3 separate regions of the Homo sapiens genome follow, and all the other regions are linked to region 1. A link is a loop called in an ENCODE intact Hi-C map of the cell type or tissue named here. Cell type or tissue: ascending aorta. All regions are shown on one strand.

Evidence for each region. Peaks named below come from ENCODE experiments on the same cell type or tissue, not always from the same donor. Only the 100,000 strongest peaks of a DNase experiment are listed, where the experiment ranks them.
Region 2: a loop joins it to region 1, with 1.8 times the contacts of the local background. A loop is called at or near these places in 2 of 110 quality-filtered maps.
Region 3: a loop joins it to region 1, with 2.0 times the contacts of the local background. A loop is called at or near these places in 8 of 110 quality-filtered maps.

Annotation. Positions count from the first base shown.
Region 1 is chr14:72,811,592-72,814,091 of GRCh38, reverse strand. All of the region lies in intron 1 of DPF3 (double PHD fingers 3), which reads left to right. Among named protein-coding and RNA genes, the nearest start is that of DPF3, 81 kb to the left of the region's middle. In ascending aorta, a CTCF peak has its summit at 1,369; a DNase peak (open chromatin) is centred at 1,481; H3K4me3 peaks cover 1,240 bases; H3K27ac peaks cover 2,248 bases.
Region 2 is chr14:72,557,931-72,560,430 of GRCh38, reverse strand. The region is part of intron 17 of RGS6 (regulator of G protein signaling 6); the gene reads right to left. Among named protein-coding and RNA genes, the nearest start is that of MIR7843, 42 kb to the right of the region's middle. In ascending aorta, no CTCF peak of the experiment used is centred here; a DNase peak (open chromatin) is centred at 1,452; H3K27ac peaks cover 2,164 bases.
Region 3 is chr14:72,713,838-72,716,337 of GRCh38, reverse strand. DPF3 (double PHD fingers 3) reads left to right here. Exons shown (of 11, transcript NM_001280542.3): 6 at 1,837-1,915. Among named protein-coding and RNA genes, the nearest start is that of DPF3, 180 kb to the left of the region's middle. In ascending aorta, no CTCF peak of the experiment used is centred here; DNase peaks (open chromatin) are centred at 487, 1,037 and 2,005; H3K27ac peaks cover 2,201 bases.

The DNA of each region.
Region 1 (2,500 bases):
TTTTTAAAAAAAGTGGCCCTGCTAAACAAGAAAAGGTCTACTAGCTGAGAGACTATCAGCCGGTAGAGATGGGGAAAGGTGGGTGGGGTGGACAAGAAACCATGTACTGGGCGAGAGAGAATTCTATTAAAGTATGCCTTTGCCTCGCCAACCTCTGAATTAAACTCCCATTGTTCTGCATCCTTCCCACACTGATTATGGTGCCGGAGGGCCCTGGAGAGGAAGGTGGGAAGGAGGGGGACCAGCCGTCATGGAGCCCCTCATCTCTGTGCTCGAGCCCCAGCATCCATCATCTCATTTAGTCCTCTCACCAACTCTGTAAGAGCAGCTTCATTATTTGCATTTTTGCAGATTAAAAAATGAGATTCATAAAGGTTAAGTGCCCTGCCTGGGGTCAGCCGCTAGTGAGCAGGGGAGCCTAGTTGCAGTCCAGCCCCCTGGCTGCCTTTGGCCCCTGCAACACTATCTCTCACTGCTCTGACAAAATGTCATTTCTGAGGAAGGCAGGCACACAGACCCAAAAGGAATGGGTGCCGGGGGGGAGGCCAGGATGAGATATTTGTGAGTGGGTTTGTTCTGATGTAGCAAAAACTCTCTCGTTGCTGTGGGCTGGGAAGTGGCTGACTGGCTGCGTGGTCAGAGTTTGCAAAGCTTTTGCAGATCCTTTTGCTAGAGGGGCTTTAAAAGCTGCAAGCGCTCAGCAGTTCCTATCAGCTGGGATTTTTTTCCTCCAGATTGAATCCTGTCAGGGTTTTACTGGCTCATCTGTTCCCAGAATGACACCATGTCCCCTCACCTGAGCAGCACGGCCTTGCCACCCACGGTACTCCCTGCTACCAGACGGCTCCCGGAAGGAATTCTTCACCAGCCCTATTTTTTGTCCCCTGAACCCCTCTCCTGACTCTCTCAAAACCCTCTGGTTTCTCCCAGAATTTGGAGCCAAGCCCATCAGGGACAAAGGAATGCTGGGACCTTGTTTGGATCTCAGATTTGGTGGTTTGCTCCCCTTCCTGGTGTCATGGTTTGAAGCATTTTCGAAGGAGCCCCCGAAAAGCAAGGACAGTGTGGAGAGGCTGATGCCCAGAGGCGATGCGGTGTGTCTGGGAAACCAGAGGGGACCCTGCCTGCAAGTTCCCATTGCCCCCAACCCCATTCCTATCCCTATGAGCCCCTGGCCCTTCTTCGCCAGTGCCTGTATCCTCAGAGCCCTCTCAGGGAGCCTCACCCGCCAGCCTCTGGGCGTTTGGCTTCCCGTCTTTTGTTTGGTCACCATGGGCCCTGCCACTGCCAACTCAGGCAAACAGAGCTTGGGCCAGCCCTGGGCTGCCCAGCCTCCCGGACGCATTGCACACTGCTCTGTGTCAGCAGAAAAAGTGTACATGACAAGTGGCATACTAGAGCGCCCTCTCCCCCCAGGCCTAGCTACAAAGCCTCCATGCCCTGCTGAGCCCTGCCCACCGGGCCCAGCGTACTCTCCGTACTCTCCGCTCCGCCAGCAGTGTTTCAGGAATCCTGAGGTGCAGCTCAGGTGGCTCTCGGTGACGTCATGGGAAGTGTTCTGGGTCGGTTCCCTTTGCCTCCCTGCCTCCACCTCCTTCCCAGACTTGCCGAGGATGTTGCCTCCAAGCCCCTCCCAGCTCCCAAAATACCAACCCTGCCTCCTGGCCCTGCCAGAAAACGCTTAGCACATTAGCGGGTTTAGCTGCCACAGTGGCAGTCAGTTGGGAGGCTGCAGAGGCACATAGATTTCATTCTGGAATTCTTTCCAGCTCCTCGCTATTTTGACAACACTGGGCAATGCTGTTACCAGGAACCTGCCCTGCCTGTGGGATGGGAGAGGCTGGGGGCCGGGGGTGGGGATGGGAAAAAGGTAAGCGGGGCTGGTGGGAGCAGCCTCAGGGTAAGGGACTATGAGAGAAGGTGGGGGACTACACTGGTATCTCATGGTGCTGCAGCCACTTTGGTCTTTAACTTGGTCTTTAACATGGCTGGCCTCCCTCCTTGCCTCCTGGAGCTCACTTGGGGCAGATCTTAGATACAAGAGACCTCAGTGCAGGGGCTTCTGTTTGAAGGAGGCAAGAGGTTCCAAGACGGCAGGAGAGGCAGCAAGACAGGCTGAAAGAAAACAGCCACACCAATGTTGTCTTGGACTCAAGACTTTACTGCAGCTCCCTCTCTGCCGCTCCAGGGCTGGGTGCCCTGGAGCAAGCCACCAACTCTCCAAAACTCAGTGTTCTCATCTGCAGAATGGGAGTAACCTACAGCTTGCCCTTCCCATCTCAATGTGAGATGGGGGGATCTACAAGAGACAATATATGTGAAAGTGTTTTGCAAAGTGTAAAGTGACTAACATTTGTGTGCCTAGGAGCTCTGGAAGGCAGGGCCTATGTCTTGTTTATATTTGAATTCCTCTATCATGTCTGGTTTATTGGGTAGAAAAATAAATGTGGAGACTTTTTGGAAATTTCTGACTTGCCTCATTGGTGATCGGTGTGGTGAA
Region 2 (2,500 bases), 250 kb after region 1:
GTGTGGGGCATCCTTGCTGGGGAAACACGGGGCTGCTGAGCCTAGGGGCCTCCTTGTGTGAGAGCTCTTACAAACCTCCCCTACCCCCGGTTACCTATGTCCATCCCTGTCCTATGAAAGGCACAAAGGAAGTTTGCTCTCCTTTTAGGTGCCACTTATTGCTGTGATAACCACCACACACCAATATCAGGTCCTCCTCCTCCTCCCATCCCTCCTTCGCCAGGGCCACAAATCACACATTATGTACCCAAATATATATGTTCTGAGTTTGCTATCCACAGCGTTTGGGGCTCTCATTTAGCTGGTGGATGGGAAAAAAAAAATCACTCAAGCTTCTGAATAAGAGTCTGTTGCCAATGAGTACATTCAAAGCCCAGAGACAAAGGAGGTGAGGTTTACCAGTTGCCCAAACCTTCACTGCAGCCTCATTCCTATTAACAAGGTTATTTTGGCTGGAGAGGGGACTGTGGGTTGAGGGAGGTTGGAGATTCTATTTCTGGAGGATTATGTGTCTATTTGTTTTAGGTGAATTTGGCCCTGAGGCTTCCATACCCTCAACCCTTCCCCTTTCTACAGAATGGGCTGGGCTGGGCTGGGCTTGAAGGTGCTAATTATTCTCTTCCTGACTAAATCCTGGAGCTCAGCCTCACCGCTCTGACTCCAAGGACCTGTGGCCAGCCTGTCACTGCCCGCTCCTCGCTTCCCCCGACTGCTTTTATTTCCCAGGATTTCAGGGTAGGATGGTGCAGCTGACCAGCTTAGGGGCCACCCTTGGGATTGTTCCCAACCTCTCAGCAACCCAGGCGGTGCTGCTTGGCATTTTTGTCTCCCTCTCCCCACTCCTGCTTTCGCGCATTTACCAAATGCCAGCTTGCTGCTAAAGATGGAGGTCATGAGGGTTCAGGTCGGCTTGAGAGGCAGCTCAGCCCAGCTGCAATCTACTCGCTACCCAGTGACCTCCCGCGTGAGTGAGGGCAGGCTCAGACTGGAAGGCGGTTAATCATGCAGGATGCGGGCATGGGTAGATGCCTGGCCCGGGGCTTTGGGGAAGAAATACTGCAATCACACTTGCTCAGCAGCTGCTTCCCTTCTGAAGAGCTGAGACTCCTGTAGTTTTCAGTGATCAAAGTGAAATCTGATAGTAGAGGCTACCTGTGTTCAGAGATGAGCTGCCCCAAAGTGCATGCCCCTATAGGCTTGCAGGAAGCTCCCGAGGAATCCGCTGTGCCCAGAGAGAGGGGAGCTCCTGCCTGTACCCTCCAGGGCACTGCCCCGTCTCTTTACTCTCATCTCTGTCTCCAGTTTGGATGATCCTGAAGGAACCACTTCAGAAGGGGAATGGTAATTCTGCCTGCCTGTGTCTGGCATTTGCATAGTTACAGAGGAAGCAGGTTTTTTTCAGGGTGTGAGTGTGTAATGTTCCTCAGTGTTGGTCAGTTGGGAATGGATCATGGTGCCAGGAAACCGCAGCCAGCTCAGCCCGAGGCCTTGGCGTAGCTGAGCGAAGCAGCTGAGGATGGTTGAAAATGCTATTAGCAGGCAGCCTTTGTCCAAGTGAAAAAATATACAGTGATTAAGAACTGAGCTGCAGAAGGTACATTCCAGAGACACCAAAGCTTTGCATACCGACAAAGTGCTTTTCACCTTTGAGACATTTGGCAAAGTGTAATCCAGTAGAATTTGGGATCCTTCAATTTCATGGACCATGGGCTCAGTGCTGGGTTCACTAACACCCACACATTCAATTCCCACCCTCCGCTCTGATTAATCATTTCAGCTCTGTGGCCATCTTGATGGCTAGGAGCCTGGAAGAAGGTGGTCATGGAATCCTTTGTTTTCTGAAAGGAAACACACAAAAGGAATAGCCCCCTTTTGTGCAGTGAGAAAAATCAACATGCTGCTTGACATGCTGTGGCTCTGTGCATTGCACTTCCACATATTAATCAACAAAGCATGCACTATCTGGGTTACCAAGAGCTTTTGCCACTTACTTACCTGGGAGACTGATGCTAAACTCTTTCTTTGGCTGGGAGGAGGGCTGTGGCTCAGAGAGTAGCCCTGGGGGTCAGATTGGGGCATACTGGGGGACAGCAGAGCCAAGCACTAGCGGCTCAGGGAGGATCTTTTTCAATGCTAAGAGAGTAAAGACATCTGAGCTTCTGATGAGATTCTTTTGCTGATCTGCTCAGATGAACTAAGACCGAAGTTACAGATCTCAAGTCTGCCAAATCAAAATCCAGGCTATTATGGGGGAAAGAAATCAACCACGGTTGCCCCTGGGGGAGAAGGATGAAATTGATTGGAAAGGGACATGAAGGAGCCTTCTAGGGTGATGGGGTATACGTTACACGGGTGCATACACTTGTCAAATTCATTGAGCCATGTACTTCAGGTCTGTTCATTTTACCGTGCATAATTATATCTCAAAAGAAAAAAAAAATTAGGACAAAAAAAAGTCCCAGCTATGACATCTATGCCTTGGAATTTCCCACTCCTTACC
Region 3 (2,500 bases), 98 kb after region 1:
ATCCCCATTTTGCAATTGAGGAAACTGAGGCAAAGCGAGTGTGGCACAGAGTCACTCTGCTGGTCAGCCCTGCTGTAGGAGATGAAAACCTGGCTCCCACAGCACCCTCCCTTTCCTGCTGGCAGCTCCCCCAGAAGCCCTCGTACATCCAGTTCTGCTCGACTCCTCCCCTTCCCCATGGAGGTATTTTTAGTCTCCCAGAGCCCCTTCCCCAGTCTGCTGTTGCCTCGTCATTCTGCTTGACTTGCTTTCACCTGCTCAGAGGCGGCTGTGACAGGGCTGCAGGCTACATGTCAAGCTGTCCCTGGCTTCACAGAGGGGTGTGGAGGGGGAGGGCAGCTGAGGGTGACCACCCTCGGCAGTGCGGGCAGGCAGGAGGCCTGTCAGTGCCCGGGGTGACTGCCAGCACCTACAGATCCTTCTTGGGGTCAACTCTGAGTAATGAGGGCGAGGGGAGGAGGGCTGCTGGCTGTCAGCGCTGCAGGGGTGGGGTGGGGAGGGAGACTGGTGGGAGGGAGGGAGGAAGTGGAATTTGTTTTGGAGAGAGACAAGCTGAGGAGGTGGCAGAGGTGGTAGCTTGGCAGGTGGTGTTGATTGGGAAGTGGGTGTGTTTTCTGAGTGGGTGTGTTGCAGGCCTAGGGTACAGGCCTTTCCACTGTGAAGTCCCCGGTGAGTGTGTACATGGAGTGTGTGTGTGCACAGAGTGTGAGTGTGTGTGTGAGAGTATCCAAGGCCTTTCCACCATCAAGTCCCCATGGCCACTTTTCCAAGCCAGGCCCCAGGGGCTGCCCCATTTCCCCTGCACCCCAGGCTGCTGCCAGGTCTTATTCCTCACCTGCTGCCCCTTCCTCTCTGTCCCCAAAGACCCCGACAGGCCCTTTCCTTGGTTGGGAGTTGACTGCTACTCATTACCAAAGAATGACCTGGAGAGGCGAGGGTGCTATACACGTGACCAGTGTGGGACTTACAAAGGTTTAAAAATAAACCTCGCTGTGTTCTTGTCACCACCGCCCTGGGGCTGCAGAGCTGCCAGCAACCTCTCTGACTGGGCTCTTTGATTCTTGAAGGTAGAGCTCATTCCACCGCCACCCTGGGAGATTCACACAGGGTGGTGGTATCAGAAGTCCAGCCCAGGAGACCATGGGGGTCAAGGTCTTCGTCACTGGCTGAAGGCCCAAGGCAGACCACACAGGGAGGCCTTAGCCAAAGCCCACCCCTACTGAGTAGGCCAAGCATGGGCTGGTGGCGGGAGCTCCCCTGTAGCTACACTCGTGCACTGGGCCTGGATGTCAGGACTGTCTGGCTCTTGCGACACTGCGGGGATGGACACAGAAGCCTAGCCTTGCCCCCGTCAGGCCTTGCTCCTGATACGTGCATCAGCTGGTCTGCTGAGGGGCCTGGGGTTGTCAACCTCAGCTGTGTCAGTGAAGCTAGGAGGCTAAGGAGCAGGAGGAAGCGGCCTCAGTGGCACGGTAGTGTGTGGGAATTTGGTAGAGGAGGGCTTTTCAGTACAGCTGCCCTGAGTAGCCGAACGACCTTGGGCAAGCTACTTAACCTCTCTATGGCTTCAGTCCTTTGGTTTGTAAAATGGGGACCCTAGTAGAAACCACCTCTTGGAGTTGTGAACATTTAATGAGGTGATACAGGTGAGCAACTGAGTGATTTGGGGGCATGTCTCCTGACCTCTCTGGGCCTCAGTTTCCTCCCCTGTAAGATGGGACTGGTGTTGGCACAAAAGTTGGGATGAAGACGGTGTAAGGAGCTCGCAGAGCGCATGCTCCGGAGCTGTAGTGATGACCATGGTAACAAGCATCCTGTACCCCAATGTCTCCCCAGGCTCGCGGCTCTGCAGGGGGCAGGAGGAGGCACGACGCCGCCTCTCAGGAAGACCACGACAAACCTTACGTCTGTGACAGTAAGTATGGGCCGGTCCCACCTTCCTTCCTCCCTGTGCGCCTGCCCCCAGGGCCCCTCTTCCCTGTGCTTCCTTGGCCATCCGCCTGCCAACCTCAGTGTGTGCTCTCCTCTTCCTCTGTCTGCACCCCAGCTTACTCGCCTGCCGCCTCCACCGCAGTCACCACTTCCTTGGGCCTCTGCTGCCCCAGGGGGTTTCTGCAGAGGGGAAGCCAGCTGGGGTGGCCCCCACCCTCAGTTCTGCACCCCCACCTCCTGCCATGCCTCCTGTGTGGCTCTCCTCCGGCTCTCTCTCTCACGCGCTCTGTCTCCTTTAAGATTCATCCTCTATTTCTTTCTGTATTTCAGAGAGTTACAAACAAAAGCATAACTCAAAACCCTCCGACAAAGGTACTTGGCTCGCCATGGCTTTTCATTTGTTTCCCTTTAATTTCCTTTCCCTCTTCCTCTCCTGTCCTAGGTAGGGCAAGTTATGAATCTTTCTATGACGATGACTTACTTTAATAAATGGCCCTCAATCTATCTCCAGCCTTTCTTGCTTGCTTCAGAAACATCTTTTGGACAAGCGACTGCCTGGCTGGCTCCT